3 separate regions of the Homo sapiens genome follow, and all the other regions are linked to region 1. Evidence: chromatin loops called from intact Hi-C (ENCODE). Cell type or tissue: prostate gland. All regions are shown on one strand.

Region 1 (8,000 bases):
CCTCAATCTCCCAAGTAGCTGGGATTACAGGTGCCCACCACCATGCCCAGCTGATTTTTTGTGTTTTTAGTAGAGATGAGGTTTCACTATGTTGACCAGGCTGGTCTTGAACTCCTGACCTCATGATCCACCTGCCTCGGCCTCCCAAAGTGCTGGGATTACAGGCATGAGCCACTGCACCCAGCCGGTGTCTGGTTTTTAAAATGGCATTCTAACCTTTATTCTTATTTCATTCTACGGGATGAATTTAATCACGGAAGTTGAATGTGAGGTTGGGAGATGGGTCTGATGGGGCCAAATTTGGAGTTTCTGGACAATGGGAGGAGTGTTTAGGGTGGGACACACTTTTGGAAATAGACATATAAAAATAGAGGGTTTGAAAACTTCCTTACATTCATCACCTGGTGACATCTGATGACAGGAACGGGAAGGGGCTACAACAGGTAGGTTTCTCCAGTCTCTGCTCTGGGCCCAACACCTGAGCCAATGTTCTGATTGGCTCCTGTTTGCTTCCATTCCAAGAGCAGATGTTTTTGCTAGAAAGTGTTGATTACCCGCTTCGGCTTAACTGCCACAGAGTTTATCAATATATGTGATGTCACACACACACATTTAGGGCATGGAGAAGGGGGTGGGGGCTTTTATGCTCTTTGTTTTTAGGTGCTAGTCAAAGACCTTCTGAAATGCCTTCTTGGGTACCTAAAGTCAGGCCTCTCCTCTTTCCACTGGGCAGGGAATTGAAGATAACCCCAAGCAGGTTTTGTTTTACCCTTTATTGATATATGATAATTTACATATTTATGGGGTACATGTGTTTGTTACACGCAAAGAATGTATATAGATCAAATTAGGGAAACTGGGCTATCCACCACCCTCAGTGTTTATCATTTTTATGTATTGAGAAATGTGGATCCCACCTCCCTAAGACTCTGCATCATCACATACTTTCAGGTGGTTAGGGAGGGCCACGTGAAGCAAAAGTCTCCCATGTTGTCTCTGGGGATTGTAGATAATTATTACTATTATTTTGTTTAAACTATATATATATATATATATATATATATATATATATATATATCTTTGCTTTAAGATGCCAGTATGGGGCTTATGATCTAGAGTGGAGAGAGTGGAGTGAAATATATCTTAAAGTGATATATATATATCTTTGCTGTAAGATTTTAGCTACAGTAAGTCTTTTTGGAAAGGCCTGACTGTGACTTTAAGGCCATAATGAAGGCAGGTGCTGGGATGGAGACACTCAGAACAGGAGCCTGGTTAGTGTCTTTGTGACACTCAGGTGACTGACTTGTGAGAGTTGGCCTGGGCCCCAAGCTTTGAAGGGCTCCACTCTGTCTCTTCTATCCCCTGGAAAGAAAAGTCCATGGATTTCCGGGACGATGTCATTCAGATTATATTCCAGGTACCTGGGATCAGCCAAACTAAATTCCAGGTATCTCAAATTCCCCCAGGTACCCCAAATGCCCCAAGCCCATTGCCAGTACCTGCATGGGCTTCCCCCTGAGATTTGGGCTCCTCTGGATGCACCTCTGCAGGGGCTGTGTGTGGGGTTGACCAAGTTTGAAATGTGCATAATGTAGGGCTCACACCTGTTAAAATCCAGCACAGTGTGGAGGGGGATCTAGGGGGAAGGGGAGGTGAGTAACTCCAATGTCTTCTAAACGGTTTGTAGGCTTAGTTCCTTCTGGTTGGATTTGGGGTGTGATCTGCCACCTTTTGATAGCAGCATCCTGGTACTGTCCCCTTATGACAGCACTATCAAGATACTGAGCACTGGGCCTAAAGTGAATGTCAGTTTCTTACTTGGCCAACTATAAACACGGCTTTCATAAGCCAATGTTTTACAAGAGAAGCCAGCAGGCAAAGGCATGGCTGTTCCACTACAGAAAGCTGTTCTCTTTCGCACACTGTGGGGTAACTGACCTGAGTCAACTAACTTAGACTCAGCAACTGCTCCAGAAAAAAGTGAGCTGCTGGAGCCCAACAGAGACACTGGCTATTACTCCTAGGATCTGCACTGTAAAACCAAAAGCATTAGGGTTGAAAGAAACAGTTTCCTTACTGACAAGTTAGTAATTTTCAGTGAGGTAAAAGAGGAGGAGGAGGACAATACATTTCCAAGGGTGCTTTATTCAGTTTGAGCTTTTAAATCAATGGGCAAGTCTTCATTATTTACCCTTAATTACTGTCATCACAGTCTCATAAACCAGAAGCATGCCCCCGGTGTAGAAAACAGGCCCTTTACCTTGGCTCTCCTCCCACTTCCATCAGGGCAGCCAAGGGCTCCAGTGGTAAATGCTCTCCTGCAACTGATAGGACATTCCTCAAAAGAGCCCTTGCGGTACAATTTGTACAACATGGCCCTTTGAAACAGATAGATCTGAGCTTGAATCCTGGCTCTACTTCTAGCTGTGAAATGCAAGCCACAAAACCTCTCTCAGCAAGTTCCTAAACCTTTCTGAGCCTCAATTTGCTCACTTGTCAAATGGGAATGATACTGTGTACTCCATGCTGTTTTGGTGAAGGTTCAATAAAATACATATGCAAAACACATAATTAATGCCTGACACATAAGCATTTAATAAATATAGCATTTCAAAAAGGACCAAAATAACATAGCAAAAGCAGAAGAAATAAGAAGAATGTAAGGTAATGAAAGAAAAATTTTAAACAAATAAACCAGAACAAATGCATCCAAATAACAATTACTTCTTAAGGCTACTATGGGGACTATGTTAAGTTACTCCAAATGTTCTGCTGTGTTTGGGAACTCTTATCCAGGATCTCAAAGTACGTTCCTTAGACCATGACAGTGGTGGCAAATCATTTGAGAGCAGATTTGATTTTGGAAAACCACAAAAATCATTTAACAGAAAATAAAATAAAAACATGATCAACAATTTTGTTTTAAAAAAGTATGATTATGAAATACTAAGATAAATTTTATCTTCTCAGCTGCCAACATGATCTCTCTAAAATGTCAAACTAATCATGTTCCTCTCCTGCTGAAAACACTTCAATGATTCTCCACTGCTTTTAGAATCAAGTTCAAATTCCTTCATGTAACACAAGCATCCTTTGTGATCTGACCCCGGGTAGCTCTCCAGCCTCAGGCCCTGCCTCTCCCCTGCTGTGCCCTTTTCCCTGTCTGCATTGAGGTGCTTGAATAGCATGCTACTTCAGTTCTCCCTACTTTTACCTATGACTTTCCTTCTCCATGGAGCATTCCTGCTAGTTGTCTTTAGAAATTGTATAGCTCACTGCTACCTGTCACTCTGAAATTGCCTTCTATGCAAAGCAGTTATGTCTGACTTTGAACAAGATGCCCCCTCCTCTATGCTTCCCCTAACATATCTACCTCTTTCTTGGAGCTCGTTACACTTGGCAGTAATCATACTTTCATTTATCTCTGTCCTCTATTAGACTGAAATCACATGAGATTGTACTACAGCTTATGAAATTTACATAGTCGTAGTCTACTCTATGCTGTTTTGGTGAAAATCGAGTTCTTGGCACATAATAGGTGATCCATTCGTAACATTAATGATTATTTATCTTACAAATCTCATGGTTTCCATTAAAGTGTTTCAAACATATTTAAATGATGATATAATTATTAGAAGTAGTACATAGACTCCCCTGCAGACTATTTGCAGAGAAGCACCATTTGTGCATACACATAAGTTCTTTTTTGTTGCTGTTAAAAAATTACCTTACTGGATTCTGGTATAAAATGATATCTGATGAAGAAAGGAGTAGTGGAATATAACCCTAAGTGTAAAACAAATATTGGTGTATATATATCCTGAGTATATAAATATATTGAGATAAATAAACACATAAACAGAGAGAAGAGACAAATATCCCATACAAAAGAATTCTAAATAATATATGTAGATAATTCCTCTTCAAGGAGGTGGAGCATAACTCCCCACTCCTTAGGTGTGAGCTGTGCATAGTGACTTCCTTCTAAAGACTACAGTGTAGAAAGAGGAAAAAAGAGTAACTGTACATTGGGGAAACCTGACAAACACTACTTCCACCAGACGATCAAGGTTAACATCAATCATGGTAAGTCATTTTGATAGTATGTCCCCTTGATATGATGTGATTAAAATGGCACTTAACCTCTGTGCCTTCCTCCCCCAAACCCATAATTTTGGTGTAATCGTGAGGAAAACATTGAACAAATTCTAATAGAGGGAAACTCTACAAAATACCTGACCAGTTTGCTCGAGACTGTCAAGGTCAACAAAATTGAAAAGTATGAAAAAGTATCACAGCCAGGGAGAGTCTAAGGAGACATGATGAATCAATGTAATAGGGTATCCTGAATGAGATCCTGGTACAAAAAGGGGATATTTGGTTAAGATTAAGGAAATATGAATCAAGTATGGACTTTAGTTGATAATAATATAGCAATATGGTTCATTAATTATAACAAATGTACCATATCTTAATAGAGGAAACTGGGTATGAGGTATAAGGGAACTCTCTGTACTATCTTCCCAATTTTTCTGTAAATCTAAACTGTCATAAAATATAAAGTTTATTTCTAAAAAATGATACCTCACGGCTGATTCTCCATGTAAGTTCTCCCACTTTCCACAGAATACCTAAATGAAAACCTAGAAACCATCAATAACTAAAACTGATAACCTACTACTAGAATATGAGAAGAATTTTCACCAAGTATAAGGCAGATGCAGCTGGACTCAGAAAAATAACTAGTAGCTTAACCATGCTTTATCTCCACCCCCAAAATGAAGCAGTCCCCCTTGGTCTGAAAGAAGATGGGAAGGCATTGTTCTGAAAGCAGTCTCCAGAGGGCAGTGTTCCTTTCTGTACTGTCTGAGCTCTCATTCAGAGACCCAGGATCTGTGCTAACCAGAAAATTAACCAGTTCACCTTCTACTGAATGGTAGCTGTTTTTGAAGTATTCGCTTTCATCTTGTGGGAAAGAGTCACTGCAAATAAAGCACTGTATGATGGTGGGGGGTGGGGGATGTTATAATATAAATAACTACTACTTTTGACATTATATGAACACAGTGGTAAAGATTTTACTGGCGTTAATTCACTTCATCGTTATTAACAATCCCACAAGGTTGGGAAGTGAGAACAATGAAGCACAGAGAAATTGACCTGCCCTGAGATGCACAGGTAAAAAAGTAGCACAGCTGAAATTAAAATCCTAATAGTCTCAGAACAAAGGTTAAAAAAAAACCTTAAGAATAATCCTAACAGTCTAATTAAAAAAATTTTTCTTTTTTTTTTTTGAAACAGGGTCTTGCTTTCTTCCCCAGGCTGTGGCATGATCATAGCTCAGTGCAGCCTCGAATTCCAGGGCTCAAGGGATCCTGCCACCTCAGCTTCCTGAGTAGCTGGGACTATAGGTGCATGCCACCATGCCTGGCTAATTTTTTTTCCCTTTTGTAGAGATGAGATCTTGCTATATTGCCCAGGCTGGTCTCAGACTCCTGGCTTCAAGCAATTCTCCCACCTTGACCTCCCAAAGTGCTGGGATTACAGGTGTGAGCCACCGTGCCCAGCCTCTAACAGTCTAATTTTAAAGCCTGCCCTTTTAATCACCTAACTGTAGTTCATTCAAAAACCCTCGTAGCAGCGTATGCTGAGGATTGAGATTCTTGTACTTTAATTATGATTTTTATTTGTATTTTACTATACTTGATCCACTCAACAAACATTTCCTACATGCCTACTGTGTGCTGCTGGTACTGGGCACATAATGGTGAACCAGACCCATAGACATATTTCTATACATAAGGGATCCAGAATCCACTGAGACCTGATGGGGGGAAGAATATTCCATCTCAGCCTAGCAGGAGTACACTAGATCTATGTCTACATGCTAGATGCTGAGAATCAGCCTAGTAACTAAATATTAGTACATAAGTTTGCTCCCCTTTTGTATATCTAACCAAGGAGATTCAACAGGACATAAGTGGACCACAAAAGAGCTCAGGGGCAACCCCAAAGTCTTGCCTGTTGGCAAACACTGCAGTCCAAGGGAAGGAGAGAAGCACCCTAAAAACCCAGAGAGAATGTTTTAATACATCTGATAATTGTTTCATGCATGCAACCTTTTAGAAATCTTATGCTTAGTATCTTCAAAGATACAAGAAGAAAGAGCATCATTGAAAGTGGATCAGAAAACCATATAGGCAAAATATGTTTGAATGAAATTTATAAAACAAACAGAAGAATGAGTTAACATAGTTCAACTGTCACTTGCTCAGGGTGGTCTCTCCTGAATGTATCCACAGTAGCCCCATATTTTTAGTCACTTTTTATTAAAACATCCTGCTTTATTTTCTTTATGATACAGTATAATAAATTTATCTTGCTAATTTATTTGTTTACTTGTCTACTGCCTGTCTTACTAGAATATAAGGTTCATGACAATATGAATACTGTTTGATTTTTAACTGCTGAGTCCTCGGTATGGAGAATGGTGACTACCAAAAAGTAGAAGCTCAACAAACATTTACTCAGTGAATGAATATATAGACAACAACAGAGATGGTTAAAATGTGGAACAGTTTCAAAAGAACTCAAATTATAATAGCAGAATTTAAGCCCACATTGGAGTTAATAAATATTTTTTAAATGCAAGAGCTCAGAATCAACAATCAATGGAAAAGAATGCAGAACAGAAATGGGCCAACACTTATTTTTTAAACAATGGTGCCAAAGTGATCCCATGGAAAAAGAAGAACTTTTTAATAAATGATAAATATTTTATTTAAAAATGAACCTCAATGGCTATCAAGATGAATCATAGAGCAAAATGTAAAAGCTAAACCCAAAAAAGCTTTTAGAGGAGAAAACAGTACAATATATTCTTGATTTGTGGGTAGGCAAAGGTTTCTTAGATCACTAATAGCAATAAGCTTTAAATTAAAAAACTGATAAATTAGACTTCATCAAAGCTAAAAAGACACCATGAAAAAATCTTATCAAAAGACACCATGAAAAAATGAATAAGCAAGCTGCAAATTGGGTGAAAATATTGACAATACATATATCTGACCAGGGACTAGTATCCAGGATGTATAAAGAACTCTTCCAGTCAACAATAAAAAGACAAGCAATCCTATTAAAAGTGGGCAAAAAAATTGGACAGCTCACAAAAGAAGACATCCAAATGGTAAATAAGCACATAGAAAAAGAGTACAACATTTTTAGTCATAAGGGAAATGAAAATTAAAGCCACAATAGAATATTATGCACTTACCAGAATGACTAAAATTAAAATCAATGATAGCATTAAATACTGGTGAGACTGCAGAACAACTAAGACTTTCATAGTTACTTGATAGAAATGTACAATGGTATAGCCACTTTGGAAAAATATATACCTGGAAGTTCTTATAAAACTAAACACATACTGACCTTTTGACCAAGTAATACTAGGTATTAGCCCAAGAGAAATCATAGCATATGTTCACAAAAATACTTATACAAAAATGTTCATAGCAGCTTTATTCACACAGCCCCAAAATGGAAATAGCCAAAGTATTGATCAAGAGGAGAATGGATAAACTATGGTATAATCATATAATAAAATGTTACTTAGCAATTAAAAACATCAAAGTTATATACCCAACCTGGACAAACTTCATATGCATTATGGTGGTTGAAAGAAGCCTTACCTAAAAGAGTACATATTGTATAACTGAATTTACATGAAATTCTAGAACAGGTAGAATTATGGTGGAAAGAATCAGAACACTGGTTGTGTCTGGGGGTAGCAGTGATATCCTGGGGACGGAGCAAAAGGGAACTTTCTGGGGTGATAATATATCAAGACATTTTTCCTATTGAAAAATAACAAAATTGTTGTTTTAAGCTAATACATTTTGGGGCATTTTGATATGCAAGATTAGATTACCAAAACAAAAAGATTATGCCTAACCAAATGTTATGAATACAGGTATATTCATACTGCAAAAGCACTT
Region 2 (8,000 bases), 85 kb after region 1:
CTGAGGGATATAAGAAATGGAATAGGAAATAATAGCGTTTCAAAGCCATAGAACCTGTAGATCTACAGAGAATGGATAAGATATATACATCTCTTAATGAAATGACAGGATGTTTGAACTCTTGTAAAAGAAGTTGGAGAAACTACTAAAAGGAAAAAACACTTTTTTCTAAAATGTTAGAACATCTTACTCCAACATAAATTACAAGCTGAAAAGAAAAATAGGGACAAAACTTTTATTTGTTTTGTTTTCTAAATTCATTTTTAATGTATAAGGGGAAAGTCAAGGACTATGTATCATTCAACTTCAGCATTCCATAGAATGCATTAGCTGTGTCCTCCAGTAAAATGGCTTATGGTGCCATGATCAAAGTCAGACACTGTATTCATGAACCACGATTGACCTTGTATGTAGGAAAGAACTGAACCTTCCCTAAAGAGAGGTCTGGCCTTTGTCCTTGGCTCCTGAGAGATAATCTCTAAACCCTTGTAATGCCTGATTAATGTGCAAAGAGTAACAGTGTGATTTAGAATGGGGGCTTCAAGCCACACCAACAATATGATTTGGGTGGGAGCTTTGGGACACATGGTATCAGTTGACCACTGGAGGAAAGGAGTCAGAGGTCAGCCGCATGGGCAGGTCAACCCTATTTTTGTGATCAAGCCCCAATAAAGACTCTAGACACTAAGGCTCAGGCCCCGGTTGGCAAAATTTCATGCATCTTGTCACACATGATAGCCAGGAGACATTGACACTATCCATGACTCCATGAGCAGAGTCCACATGTGGAATTTTCCTAGACTCTGCCCCATGCTAATGTTAATCTGTATGATTTCCTGTAGTAAACTGTAACTGTGAGTGTAACAGCTTTCAATGAGTTCTTTGAGCCCTTCTAGCAAATTACTGAAACTTAGCATGGTCTTGGGAACTCCAAAACTCATAAATGGTGTCAGGAATGAGGAAAGTATTGTAGACTATGTTCCCTAACTTTACACTTATATCATAATTCTTAGGTTCCTGTGTCTTTAGAAGAAAAATGAAGATACTAATCTTCATTAGTGTCTTTAGAAGAAAAATGAAGATACTGATGTTTACTGATCTTTGGTTAAATATTGATTATCCAGTGTGTATAAAGTACTGGATAGCACAGGGAGATACCAAAGAAATAATAAATAAGGTCTCTAACCTTTTAAGACTTAACATTTGTGATGGTTAATTGGTATGTGTCAACTTGACTGGGCTAAGGGGTGCCCAGATAGCTGGCAAAACATTATTTTTGGGTGGTCTGTGAAGTGTTTCTGGAAGAGATTAGCATTCGAATCAATAAATTGAGTAAAGAAGATTGTCCTGAGCAATGTGGGTGGGCATTGTCCAATCCACTGAGGGCTCAGATAGAAAGGAAGAGGAAGGGCAAATGTGGTCTCTTTGTTTGAGCTAGGACATCCATTTTTCCCCTGTCCTCAGACACTGGGACTCCTGATTCTCTGGTCTTTGAACTCAGACTGAATTACATCACCAGCTTTCCTGGTTCTCTAGCTTGCAGACAGTAAACTGTGGGACTTCTTAGCTTCCATAATTATGTGAGCCAATTCCTAGAATAAATATCTTTATCTCTATCTATCTATCATCTATCTGTCTATCTATCTATCTATCTATCTATCTATCTATCTATCTATCTATCCATCTATCTATCTAGTCTCCTATTGGTTCTGTTTCTCAGGAGAACCACAACTACTGCAACATTTTAAAGAAGAAAAATTTAAAGTGCAAGGTGAGTTGACCTCTGAGGTTAGATTCACAGCCAAATTGACCCTGAGTCATCAGATTATTTGGCAAGGCAATATACATGTGGCATTAGTCCGTGATGAGGCAGCAAGATGAACAGTTGAGAAGTAACATAATTCTGGAGATGTAAATTCATCTGCCAGCCTCTCAGTCCTCAAAAGCAGGAGTGGGCAAAGGATGGCCCATGGGCCATATCTGGCCTACCACCTGTTTTTATTAATAAAGTTTCATTGTAACAAAGCCATACTTATTAATTTAAGTATTGTCTGTGCCTGCTTTCTACTATAACAGTAGAGTGAATAGTTGCAATTGAGATCGTGCAGGCCACAAAGCCTAAAATATTTAGTAGACAGACCTTTATTTTTAAAAGTTTGCCAACTTCTCTGGTGTAGAGCCATTTCTAGGCCAGATCAGTTATTTTTGCTAAATTGTTAATGGCTAATGATAGGTTAATGTATTAATATTCCCATGTAATATAGCTATATTCAGAAAGAGGATTCTTGGAGACATAATCTTTTAATTTGAAACAGTATTGCAATGATAGAAATTTTAGGCACCAGGGTAAGTGGTAAGAGATATACTCGAGGATATATCCCCAGTTGGCAGGGGACAGTTCCACTCCAATTAAGCCTGTTGTCCAGGGACAATTATTAATAGTGCCCACTTTCACGCTCACAAGTGTCTTTGAATAGCAAATTCTAGGCAGGCAGGCCATTGGCTGCTCCTCAAAGCATCAGACAACTTATATTTTTAAAAAGAATTGAAAATATAATGCATTCAAAGAGAAAATTGTTTATAGTCAGATACCTGGGTTAAAAAATAAAACAGCAAAAACGGCTTAAATATTTGGATATAATTTAACGGGATATATAGAATGACATTGCAGAAATTATGACCAATACCAAATAGGTGAAGGCATAAATAAAATAGAATAGAATTTATGCTTTATTCCTGACTTGGACCAATTATATAATTCTTAGTTTTATTAATTTTAAAAGTTTACTATCTAAATCCAACTTTGATTTTATTATACATTTACTAAATGAACATGGATTAAATAAATTAATATACACACACTAAGTAAAAAAGAGAATCTTATAAGGGAAATATCAGAAGTGGTTTCTAAATCAATGACACAAAACAACTGGTTTCAAGCTTCCTTTGCTGCTGATCAGCCCTGATTATTGCACCCTGGGGAAGGGAGTGTACCTGCCAAGTGAAGTAAACAAAACATCTCCCTGCTTGTTCTTTGGAAAAGCTCCATGGACAGAAGTCTTTTTGATTTGGATATTTATCAAGTGCTAGTTGGTCTGGCTTCTCTCTGTTCTTTTAACTTAAAAACAAGTTAAAAAAATAAAAACTATACTCAAATAGATATTCCGGGCACCAAAATAAAAATTATCTACTAAGTAATCATGATTTTTGTTTTCTAATTTTCTGAATCTCTATTTTTCTATAAGAGGACTACTCAAAATGGCAAAAGAATGAATTAAATAGGCCAAGTGTGGTGGCTCACACCTGTAATGCCAGCACTTTGGGAAGTCAAGGTGGGTAGATAACTGAGATCAGGAGTTCGAGACCAGCATGACCAACATGGTGAAACCCCGTCTCTATTAAAAATACAAAAATTAGCCACGCATGGTGGCATGCACCTGTAATCCCAGCTACTCAGCAGGCTGAGGCAGGAGAATCGTTTGAATCTGGGAAGTGGAGGCTGCAGTGAGCCGAGATGCACCACTGCACTCCAGCCTAAGTGACACAGCAAGACTCTGTCTCAAAAAAAAAAAAAAGAAAAAGAATGAATTAAACAATCATCTCTTACTATGCTTCTTAATAAATCTCTTACTTATGCCAATTTACTCTAATCATTTATTCATGCAGTCAGCATTTATCAAATACTTAGTGCACCAAGCACTGCTATAGGCTCTATAAACACCAAGGGGCACAAACCATATCCTATCCTTGAGAAACTCACAACACAGTACAGAGAAGCAAACAGTTCACAAATGTTTCACCACAATGTATGTCCAAAATGCTACCAGTGCACAGAGGAAGGTGTTAAGGAAGTCTTCATGTGAACTGTGTGACAAGCAGGAACGCTCTAGGCTGACAAGTGGGGGAAGTTTCCCAGGCTGAGGGAACAAATCAGTTCGTTCTGGGAGAAAATAGAGAACTCTCAAAAGAGTTTAACTGAACATAATTCAATAAAGGGGCAAGCTATAGAAGTGTGGGTAGGGTGAAAAGAAGCCCATAAGGAATGGTGAGGCACCCAGGCACTAGCAACTTTGGAAAGCAGTTAATACTCCTAGGTCTGAGGTTACACAAGAGGGAGGGAGGGGAGAAGGGAAGGGTGATTTTGAGATCCTGGAGGTGATTTTGATATCCATGTGAAGAGAAGCCATGGAAAGATCTAGCCACCACTAGAACTGGTAAACAAGGAATGAGGAAAATAACTACACCCAATGTCTTTCACTCCTCTGGCCCTTAAATCTTCTGCTCATACCTTCTATTTGTCAAACCCAACTGGCAGCCAGAGGACAAGAAAGCCCAAGTGGTGTGGTAAGCAAAGATCAGCCCTCAAGGGCACTGAGGTAAAGACAGAAAGACCAACCATAGGTAGTTGGGGAGTGGAGAGGTTCCAGAGAGTAGCCAGTAGAGTTGACAATGTTGAACTTTACCTGAGCTCTGTGCTCCCCCAAAATAGTAATGATAAAGAAATCTCCCTATCACTGTTCCAGAATTGGCTATCCTCAACAGACCACTCTGCCCTAGCACATTTCAAAATAAGACATTTCTCCATCCTTCCTCATGACTCCTGTAAGGCTCATGAATGATGTAGGTAACTCCCTTGTCTATACGTTTCTGTGAAACCCCATCTTTTTCTTTGAGATGTTCACCATTAATGAGCATTCTCCCTATTGCAATAGCCAGATGAAATGATCTTCATTGTCTGGTGCATTTTGTCTTTCACTGGGACTATTTGCACAAAGATATGCATCTTTTGTGTTAATAGGCTAGTACATGCTTAGGCTGACCATGGGGAGGTGGGGTAGAGGTGAAGTAAAGGATAGAGCAAGGCTGAGGACCAGAGAGGAGAACCGCAAGTTAAGTTAGAAGCAGAAGTGATGGGCCTTGAATGTTGGGTAGTGTGAGCATTATTATACAAGCAATAGACAACTACCAATGTTTTGAATCATAGGAGAGGCCAGTGCATGTTTAAAAAGAAGCAGTAATTGAAAAGAAGAGTGCCCTCTTTGCAAGCAAGAAATGAGTCAGGAGAAAAATGTCCTAGTGAGAGATCAGTAAAGACACAGTGAAGAAGGTGGTAGAAAGAGTGAGAAGGAAGGGCTAGAAATGATGTTTCAAGGTAGAAGCAACAGATCATAGACACAAGTGAATGTAGAATAGTGAGAACGACTTAGAAACTACTCTACAGTTTTTAGCTTGAGTTACTTACTAAATGGTGATGGTTCTATTGGCTAAATAGGAAATATCAGAGGTGGAGAAGATTTGGGATGGGATGTAATGGAGATGGACAGTGGGGTTAGGGGTTCAGTAGTTGAAGATTATATAAATATATATATGCATACATATGTTTATTTAACATATAAATGATTAATGATGTGAGTTGATTTACTATATTGATATACAGTTATTAATAAAATGAGTTAATATGTATGAACAAGTAATATGATACATTAATGATGTGAGTGTGTGTGTGTGTGTGTGTGTATATATAGTACTATATATGCACATTTTTTCAGTTAATATAATTGGCCCTCTTTATCCATGGGTTCTGCATCCACAACCAAATGCAGGTCGAAAATACAGCATTCAGGGCAATGTGAAACCTGCAGATACAGAAGGCTGACCTTTCATATCTGTGGGTTCTGCAGGGCTGACTGCAGGACTTGAGTGTGCATAGATTTTGGTATCCATGCGCTGTCCTGGAACCAATACCCAACAGATACTGAGGGATGACTGTGTATATAACAATAATAGTTTGGGTAATCATCAGAGGATTTTTTTTTAAATACTCTCCACTTTGCACACTAGAAAAACACTTGGAGCAAAAATCAAACTGAATTTAAGTGGGCTTCTTTATAGGGAGAAGGAAAATCAAAGAAGGAAAGGTAGGGAAATGGAAAGTAAGTGATATAGAAAGCAAAGGCTGAGGCAATTTTTGCAACTCACTTGAGAAGGAGGGCACTGAATTACGGACTGCCCCAGAACAATCGGAGGATGCTCGCCCCATCTCTTCCCCTTGAGTGTAGGATTCAGGAAGACTGTCTAGTTCATTGGCTTAACTGTATGTACATTTACATAAGGACCAAGGAGCTAAGGAGGATATAAGAAAACAAGTGTGCCTAGCTAGCTTATGCTTCACAGTTTTGTAAAGAAACTCCAGACACTAGCCAGGTATTTATAAGCTTAGTTAGAAAGTACTTCGTAGAGTTCTTAACAACGAAATAGCTGCCAGCCATCAAGATGATACATGAGAAGAGAACACTTGTAAAAACTAGGACTTGAGACAGTGCCTTAGGACATAAGATTAAAATGTCTACATTCACTTTCCTTGACTACACACAAAAATAAATAGAAATAATAGTAAATGCATGAGCTGGAAAGAACTAAGAGAAGTGATAGGAATTGCTTAGACAGGTTCATAGGATGGAATAACAGTAAGCAGGGAATATTCAGTTCAAGGAGCTAAATAGTTCCTAATGTTAACAGCAGCAGCCAGCTATGGAGCAATCTTTCCTTCTTCCCAGTCTAATGGAAAATGCCATTGACAAAATCACTTAAAATCAATGGACTGAAACACTTAAGAGAAGCAAAAGGGTGCAAAATATTAATTTTGTCAGGAGAAAGGGCTAGAACAGCATTCCTCATTTCTATTTTTGGCATCCATTCAGTAAACTGAACAGTTTACACCTGAGTGCCTAGCTTAAAGACCACAAATGCAGTTTCTAAACACAGAGTTAAGATCTTGGTGAATCAAAGCTTCTACAACCAGAATTAATTTTTTCTCCCTTATTCCCTTCAAATATAAAGGCCATAAAACATAAATTTGCAATAAGCAGTTTTTTTAAGTATTAGAATCACAAAATACAAATAGAACTTTTGTTTTCAGGAATTATTCTAATAAAATAGAAATAAAACTTACTTTTGGAGGGAGAAACTTTTATTTTCCTGAATGATACTGTTTTGTTTTCTAATTATAAAAGTAGTGTACAGAATGCCAGTAGAGATGGTGCTATAAGTTCATGCTTTTACACATCTGATCTTTTCCAAAAACAGAGCAAAGACTGATAAAACACAGAGGAAATCAGAAAGACATTTAGAGATTGAAAGGAAGAGAGAAGAAAAGGAGAGGGAAAGGGAGGAGAAGGGAAAGGAGGGAAAAGATCTCTAAAGTCACAAGCCTGAAGACATGTAGGCCTGCTGAACTCCAAGTCCAGAAACAGGCTGGCAGTGATGGTCGGAATTTCAGCTCCTGCTGGGGTGTGGGAAACAGGTGACCCAGCTTCACCCCAAGAAACTGAACCAAGCTGCCTCTAGCTTGGTGTAATATTACTACATAGCAGGAAATCTGAGCCACCAGAATAAGTCTTGGTTTTTGATTAGGGGTCAGGAAGCTGGGCAAACTATTAGACAGGTAGGAAAGAGGGCAAGAGAGAAAGAAAGAAAGCAATGGCATAAGCAAACAAAAACACTCTCCCATCCAAATCAGCTGCAATCCCAAATTCAAAAACACATAATTAATACAAACAACTAAATCAACAACCTACATAATTGGACAAAAAATACTGAAGAATCTGTTAAGCTAAAAATTTGAACACACCCATAATCAGAGATTGATAGATGAAGAATAGAAAAGTATTAAGAATATAGATGACTTGGACAACATTTCATTCTTGATTAACGGGGTCTTAGGAAACGTCGGCTGGACAAGCCGTTAAAAAAGAAAAAAAAAAAAGATTTTCCTCAGCTGGGTGCGGTGGCTCATGCTTGTAATCCCAACACTTTGGGAGGCCAAAGTGGAAGGATTGCTTGAGCACAGTGGTTTGAGACCAGCTTGGGCAACTAGTGGAACCTCATTTCCACAAAAATTAGCTGGATGTGGTGGTGTGCACCTGAAGTCCTAGCTACTTGAGAGGCTGAGGTGGGAGGATCACTTGAGCCTGGGACGTCAAGGCTGCAGTGAGCTGTGA
Region 3 (8,000 bases), 180 kb after region 1:
CACCAGTTAGAATGGCAATCATTAAAAAGTCAGGAAACAACAGGTGCTGGAGAGGATGTGGAGAAATAGGAACACTTTTACACTGTTGGTGGGACTGTAAACTAGTTCAACCATTGTGGAAGTCAGTGTGGCGATTCCTCAGGGATCTAGAACTAGAAATACCATTTGACCCAGCCATCCCATTACTGGGTATATACCCAAAGGACTATAAATCATGCTGCTATAAAGACACATGCACACGTATGTTTATTGCAGCACTATTCACAATAGCAAAGACTTGGAACCAACCCAAATGTCCAACAATGATAGACTGGATTAAGAAAATGTGGCACATATACACCATGGAATACTATGCAGCCATAAAAAATGATGAGTTCATATCCTTTGTAGGGACATGGATGAAATTGGAAACCATCATTCTCAGTAAACTATTGCAAGAACAAAAAACCAAACACCGCATATTCTCACTCATAGGTGGGAATTGAACAATGAGATCACATGGACACAGGAAGGGGAATATCACACTCTGGGGACTGTGGTGGGGTCGGGGGGAGGGGGGAGGGATAGCATTGGGAGATATACCTAATGCTAGATGACACATTAGTGGGTGCAGCGCACCAGCATGGCACATGTATACATATGTAACTAACCTGCACAATGTGCACATGTACCCTAAAACTTAGAGTATAATAAAAAAAAAAAAAAAAAGAAAGAAAATGGCTTACATGAATTTCTCCTTTTTATCTTTAAAAGCTTCCCCCTTTCCCCAACCCCTTTGGATGTGTCTATGGTTCACCATAGCATGCATATGTCCCAGATTGCAATCCCTTGCTATTCCTGAATAAACTTCTTTTTGGAAAGTCTGTCTCTGCTGTTATTTTAGGTTGACATATAAAACTAGTGACTTCTTCCTACTTTATAAACAATGTGTTGGGGGTGACCAATATAAAAAGAAAAAGAAAATGAAATATGGCTTACATGGTTGGTAATTATTTTTATATTGTTATGAGATAGCCAACTCAAGGTTCAGGATGCATAAATGCTGTCTTGTGAGTTGCCTAAGGCCTTGGTGGTTTGTCTATATAGCAATGTTTTTGAAACATGGAACACCTACAAAGAGGTAGGGTTTTCCTGGTATGCAGCGTCTCAATTCTGTGGAATCCAGGGACTTGCATCTCTCTGACAGCTTTATTACTCAAGTGTGAATGGATATCCTCAGATGATCTTTTTTTTTTTTTTTTTGAGACAGAGTCTCACTCTGTCGCCCAGCCTGGAGTGCAGTGGCGCAATCTCAGCTCACTGCAAGCTCTGCTTCCCGGGTTCATGACATTTTCCTGCCTCAGCCTCCCGCGTAGCTGGGACTACAGGCGCCTGCCACCACGCCCGGCTCATTTTTTGTATTTTTAGTAGAGACGGGGTTTCACCATGTTAGCCAGGATGGTCTCGATCTCCTGACCTCATGATCCGCCTGCCTCAGCCTCTCAAAGTGCTGGGATTACAAGCGTGAGCCACCGCGCCCGGCAGATGATCATTTTTATCAAACAATAGTGAAAACATCAAACAATAGTAAGAACATTTGTTTCAATAAATAATGATCCCCAAATATCAAGATTATCTTAATCATCCTTTTAATCTCTCTGAAGCAGTTGACAGTGCTGATAGCCCTCCTTCTTGAAACTCCTCCCCTGACTGCCATGACTATGGGTCACAGTCAAAAAAGTTTCAAACCTACTGCTTTAAGGTAGACCAATAAGTAGAAAGTGACATCCTAAAAAAAAAACGAAGAATACCAGCTAAGGAGAAATTTTAGGCATTATAAATCAAGTCTATCCCGATATTCCCAATTCTATCTCTGATGAGTTAATAGAAATCTAATTTGATAGTTTTAGCTTTTATATCCTATGACTAATGTCCAATCAACTGTCTGTATTGTGTAACTATTGGTCTAACCGTAATTCTTTTTTAACTGCATCAACCTGTGGCATTGTTATAAATTAAACTTTTTTCTTGGTTTGGATTTTTGATCAGTGAATGGAGTCAAACTGTAACATAGACATAAGTATTAGTAAAAATACGGCACTTACTTTGACCTTTGGAAGACAGCTGTTCTCAGAATGATTGGGTTATTCTCACTGATACAATTTTGGGTTCTAAGTTTTAGCCCAGGTTCAGTGTCTCTGACATCTACACAATTCAATGCAGATTTATTTAGTTTTTTATGAAGACATTGGTTGGATTTTTTAAAAGAAATTCTTTTGAAGCAGAAAATTGACTCCATGCAGATTTTTCACTCTGTTGCACATATTAAACTACAACAATTTGGGTGATGGAAAAAAGCAGAAATAATTTGAGAGGCGTGGGCGAAAAGGCCAATAAGGCTATAAAAATTTCGAATTACAAAGAGTCAAGAGAATATTACCAACCTTTTATTGTCAGAGAAATGAAGAGTCTTACTTGTGCCCTTGAACATGAAAGGTGGGGTTGTCAGTGAATTTCAAGAGCAATTCTTTAAATAGAGGTGGGTGGTTCTCAATGAGACATGAGGGTGGTGTGAAAGTGGCTACGACCTTAAACCAGTGAGAACTAGATACACACACACACACACACACACACACACACACACACACACACACAGCAGAAGGTAGAGTTAAACCAATCTCAGTTAAAATCCCAGCTCCTTCACTTAATAGCTGTGTGATCTTGGGCAAATCACTTAACCTCCAGTAAGCTAGTTATCTTGACTTGTTAGTATCTTGGGAAGATAATAATAGCCTTCCTGAGATTGGTCCTAGATGTAAATAAGACAATTTTTGTCAAGTGCTCATCAAAGGGCATGGCAGAAAGTACTAGCTCAATATTTACTGTATTAGTTTCCTAGGGCTGCTATAACAAAGTACCACAAATTAGGTGGCTTAGAACGACTGAAATGTATTGTCTCACAGTTCTGGAGGCTAGAAGTCTAAAATCAAGGTGTCAGAAGGGTCCTGCTCCCTTTGAGACTGTAAAGGAAAGATCTTTCCTTGCTGTCTTCAGGTTCTGGTATCCCCAGGCATTTTTTGGTTTATGGCAGCATAACTCCAGTCTTCACATGGCATTCTCCCTGTATCTCTTCACAGAGTCTTCCCTTCTGTGGATATTGGTCTCTCTCTGTCCAAATTGACTCTTTTTAAAGGACACCAGTCATATTGGATTAGGGTCTACCCTAATGAACTCATTTTGACTTGATTACCTCTGTAAAGACCCTCTTTCCAAATAAAATCACATTCTGAGGAACTGGGGTTAGTACTTCAACTTATCTTTTGCAGGGGTGTGGGAAGAACACAACTCACCCTATAACAATTATTTATGAAATTATCTTGCTAGAAATATTCTGCAGGAGATACATTAGTACATGAAGTACTTCAAAATTGTAGAATATCATTCTCTAGTGATTCATTTTCTGTTTCTTTTCTTTTTAAAGGAAGGAGTACTCAGTCTTTTCAATGGAATGACATAGGTATGAACTTAATGAGTATCCTTCCTGCGCTTAGCTGAATCCGGAAAGGCAGGATATTGACTCCTTTGCCATTCTATAGATTCCTGGTCTTGAGGCAAAGAAAACTGGCACAGGCCTTTGCGACTGGGCCTGCAAAAGTATATACTACACAGAGAAAGGGCATGTATCCTTACTTTGAATGGTGTGCTAATCGTCTAACAACTTCAATTGTACTAATCACGAATGGAAGAGAACGGCTCTTTAATGGAACTTCAATGAATATAAATTACATACTTACTAATCAAAATGAATCCTTTTCAGCTAATTTCTTTTTTTCTCCTTAAATGTCTTGAGTGAGTAATATAAGCTTTTGTTATTTTTTTTGGCCAGTTTTCTCTGCCATAACCCTGATTGTAACTCCACTCTCATCATGGAACTTAATGCCCAAACACTACACATTAATTTCTATTTCTTCATATGTTTTACAAAATGATATATATTTTTGCCCCAAACTGCAACATGCTATGAAGGCTTAATATTCTAACATTGCAATCATGGGTACAACCTAAAAAAAGACTTCAAATTAGTTAGCAAAGGAAATAAAAATAGGACTCTCTGGGGACAGAATGCAGGCCAGTAGGGGATACGACACCTTGGTGGGGGTTTTTAGGGCTATGTTGATTCATTCAAATGCCTTAATGACCTCCTATGACAGAACCATGTGGCAGAGAAAAAAGATTCATATGCCAATGTGAAGGGAGAAGAAGAATCAAAATGAGGAGGAACAGATTAAATATTTCACAATTTAACAAGATGATATTTAAGGCACCTAATTTCTTGCCTTCTAAAAACTGCTAGCAAAATGTAATTTCTTGATAGCCAAAAAAAAGAATTCAAATGTACACCAGCCTCTTGTTACACTATAAAAATAAGGCCAGGCATGGTAGCTCACACCTGTAATTCCAGTACTTTGGGAGGCCAAGGTGGGCAGATGGATCACTTGAGGCCAGGAGTTCGAGACCAGCCTTGTCAACATAGTAAAACCCCATCTCTACTAAAAATACAAAAATTAGCCAGACGGGGTGGCACACACCGGTAATCCCAGTTACTTGGGTGGCTGAGGCACAAGAATCACTTGAACCTGGGGGAATTTGCAGTGACCTGAGATCGCGCCATTACACTCCAGCATGGGTGACAGAGTGAGACCCTGTCTCAAGAAAAAAATCATGAAAAATTTAACTATAAATCCAGACTTCATAAAGCAAACATATTTTCCCTTTGACAGTATTAAGTAATTTAGAGATTTATTTCTAAATTTAGAAATTTATTTCTAATTTGTCCTCAATAATAGTCATTTCTCACTTTGTAATTTGTCTTTACCTTGGTTTTCTAAAATAGTGATTAAAAACAAATAATTACACGTGCTAGGGATGCACTTCTTAAAGAAACTTAATTTTAGATTCAGCCCCATTGAGGACCTGCTGTGTTTGTTAAGTGGGCAGCAGTGATGGATGAAGGCCACACGGTGGCACTATAAGCAATGGGCTACTGATGCACCTTTTAATCAACATCTACTCTAAAAAGTGAGCCAGTCCAAGTAGCTTTGAGAAAACTGGAAAAGTCTGAGGCTGCAATGCAGAATAAAGATGAATAAAGATTACATAAATGAAAATAAAGCAGCTATAATCAAAACCACACTCTAGGCCATCTACCAAACCTAAGAAGCCACTTACTGTGATAAATTAATTACTTAAAAAACAAACAAACAAACAAACATAAATGCATGAGAGTTTTGCTATTTGGTGGACTAAAGGAAACTTTTTTGTATGTTCTGGGTTTCTTAATATTTTTTATTTTGAAATACATGGCACTGATGAATTTATCATTGAACTGCAAGATAGCCAGAAAACTAAGAATTATTAGTTCACTAGATATAGCCATAACATAAACAAGTTTAGTCAGCAAGTCTGTGTAATCTGATTGTTTCAGTCAACTAAGCAAGGCAACTGACTTTGACAGCTTAGAAAAGTGACCTTCTAGATGAAGAGTTCTGAAGGTGATTGGAAGCTCTTATCAGAAGTGCATGACAAAACCGACTCCCAAAGTAGCACCAATTAATAAAACAAATTAGCAATATACCTTCTCTTTAATGCACTGGTGCTCGTATTTCCTTCTATGAAATTTTTTCTACTTAGCAGCTATCAATCAATACCAAAACGATTATCTCTTGCTGTGCAATTGTTGGACAGCTTGGGAAGCGAAGTGGTTTATATAAAAATTTGAAACGTAGACATGAATGGAAAAGACCACTATAATTTGAAAGTGGCTTACTGCTACCCTGATTTTAGACTGGTGCCTAAGGAAAGAGCTAAAAGTGATGCATAGCAAACTGCATGAAATTGCTTGCTCTTGTAAACAGATTGTAGCAACAGGGTAAGGGAAAACTTAGACTATATATTAAAAATATAGAATGAATACCTTTCTCATGATACCATACCATATTGCTGAAGATAGGGGTGAATGGCATACATATACTTTTAACTGAGTGAAAACAACTCCAGAAAGAAAGAAAACATAGGTTATATCTGTGCCTCCTTGGAGCATTTTCAAATTATAGGATTGTATTCTTTATGTTTTTATTCTTGATAAATTTGCACCTAATTGTATGTTTCAGTTCCCAATTAAATCAAGAGCTCCTTGGGATATATAATGTATCTGCTAATTTTTAACTCCTCCATGGTTATAAAAATCATATTAATAAAATAAAAGCTACACATGTTAAGTTCTCATTAGATGCCAGATATTGTGATAAGTACAGTAGATAGCATTATATACATAAACTTCACCAAAAAACCCCCATGAGATTAGGACTAATGCTCTCTCTATTAATAAAGAGAAAACAGAGGTATAAGTTAATTTGCCAAGTACTACTACACACTACTAAGTAGCAGAGCTAAGTTTTGAATTCAAGAATACCTTCTACCAAAGCTCCCAGCTCGCCTTGTAGAGCAGAGATTGAAGCATGGTGGTTAACAGCCACAGTGCCTGAGGTCTACCCAGCTCCAAAGCTGACTGGCTTTATGGTCTTTGGCAAGTTGCCTAGACATTCTGTGTCTCTATGTAGTTGTTATTATACCACCCAGCAGTTCATAAAGTAGAAATTCAAAAACTCTTACTGAGAACCTTCCAACTTCTCTCAGCTATCTCCAACCAGTTGCTCTAATGAACAAATAAATCAATTGGCATTTGATATAATTGAAATCAGGTGCATATTTGATTTTTCCAGTAATGGTCTTCAATTGCTTCTGACAGTCACTGTGCTGTGACTATTATCACTTCAGGTGATTATAGTTAATATAGTGCTTTTTTTTCTTCAACAACTCTACTAAAATGTCTACATGTCAAATAGAGTTGGTAACTGAAATTAATAATGTAGATACATAGTAAAGCTTTCTTGAAAAGTGATCATTTAGAGTTCTGAATTTTAATATTACTATACCTCATTGAAGGATTGACACAATTTACCTCCAGCTATTTCATTTAATCTGTGCGTTGCTGTGATTTGAACTAAAATTACACAAGGCAAGGAACACAGGCATAACAGAGGTTCCTCTCATCTTCAGGGGACTCATTGAAACAAAAAAAAATCAGTAAGGGATAATATTCTCTTCTCACTTGCAATGGCATTTTGGGCATTCAGCCTCTATATTTAGAGAAATTCATTAATTCTTTAATCAGTGGCATGGAGGCAATGCAAGAATTCTGAACTCAACGTTAAGAAACACTATTTTCATCCAAACTTTGCACTGTGTATCTCACTGAACAAGTCTTTTCTATCTGCCTCAGTCTCTTAATCTGTAAAATAAGAGGATTTCTATTGTTGAACTTTAAAGTTTTAAGAATTGATACAGTACAAAGACAAAAAGTGGGATTGCAAGAGTTTTATAAATTGCTATGTGAAGAGCAGAACAATGCGCAAGTGCTTGCATTTGCTTCTTTAAAGCTTACACATTATGTTGCAGAAGGGTGGAATTGCCCTAAAAAACATAAGCCAAAGTGATCTTTAACCAAAACCCTTTTATCTAGAACAAGTTCTCTCAAATAGGAAGCTATCAAACTATTTCAAGCAGCAAGGAAACAAGGCAAAAAGGATCCTTTTGCTCACTTTCTGAGTCCTTTTTTGTCCAAAAGTAGAGTAAGATTAACCCCACCCTGTTGTATGCAACTACAAACACTGCAAAGAATAGTGATAGCACTAAATTACCATGACCCTGTAGGATCGGGGGAACACACAGGTAAAACACACCTGTTATCATCTTCCACCTGGAGACCTTCAGGAAAGTGGGGATTCCAGATCCTAACACCAGGCTAATCCATCCTTGAATCCCTTCCCCATTCTCAGCTTTGTCTTCTCTCCTGGCACAGAGTCAGCCTTCAGGAGCCATGAAACTAGAGAAGCCGAGGACAAACAGAAGCATCTCTAGCAGCAGGGTCAAAGCCTTTTCACAGTCTCTGTGTGCCTGCT

The links. Peaks named below come from ENCODE experiments on the same cell type or tissue, not always from the same donor. Only the 100,000 strongest peaks of a DNase experiment are listed, where the experiment ranks them.
Region 2: a loop joins it to region 1, with 1.8 times the contacts of the local background. A loop is called at or near these places in 6 of 110 quality-filtered maps.
Region 3: it touches region 1 in a loop (3.0-fold over the local background); 4 of 110 quality-filtered maps call a loop at or near these places.

What each region holds. Positions count from the first base shown.
Region 1 is chr2:177,794,899-177,802,898 of GRCh38, forward strand. All of the region lies in intron 9 of PDE11A (phosphodiesterase 11A), which reads right to left. Among named protein-coding and RNA genes, the nearest start is that of PDE11A-AS1, 130 kb to the left of the region's middle. RefSeq lists an enhancer at 2,825-3,392. In prostate gland, a CTCF peak has its summit at 4,851 (motif pointing right); no DNase peak of the experiment used is centred here; H3K27ac peaks cover 2,607 bases.
Region 2 is chr2:177,879,707-177,887,706 of GRCh38, forward strand. All of the region lies in intron 4 of PDE11A (phosphodiesterase 11A), which reads right to left. Among named protein-coding and RNA genes, the nearest start is that of PDE11A, 190 kb to the right of the region's middle. In prostate gland, no CTCF peak of the experiment used is centred here; DNase peaks (open chromatin) are centred at 3,015 and 6,260; H3K27ac peaks cover 2,451 bases.
Region 3 is chr2:177,978,387-177,986,386 of GRCh38, forward strand. The region is part of intron 2 of PDE11A (phosphodiesterase 11A); the gene reads right to left. Among named protein-coding and RNA genes, the nearest start is that of PDE11A, 90 kb to the right of the region's middle. In prostate gland, a CTCF peak has its summit at 4,995 (motif pointing right); a DNase peak (open chromatin) is centred at 6,555.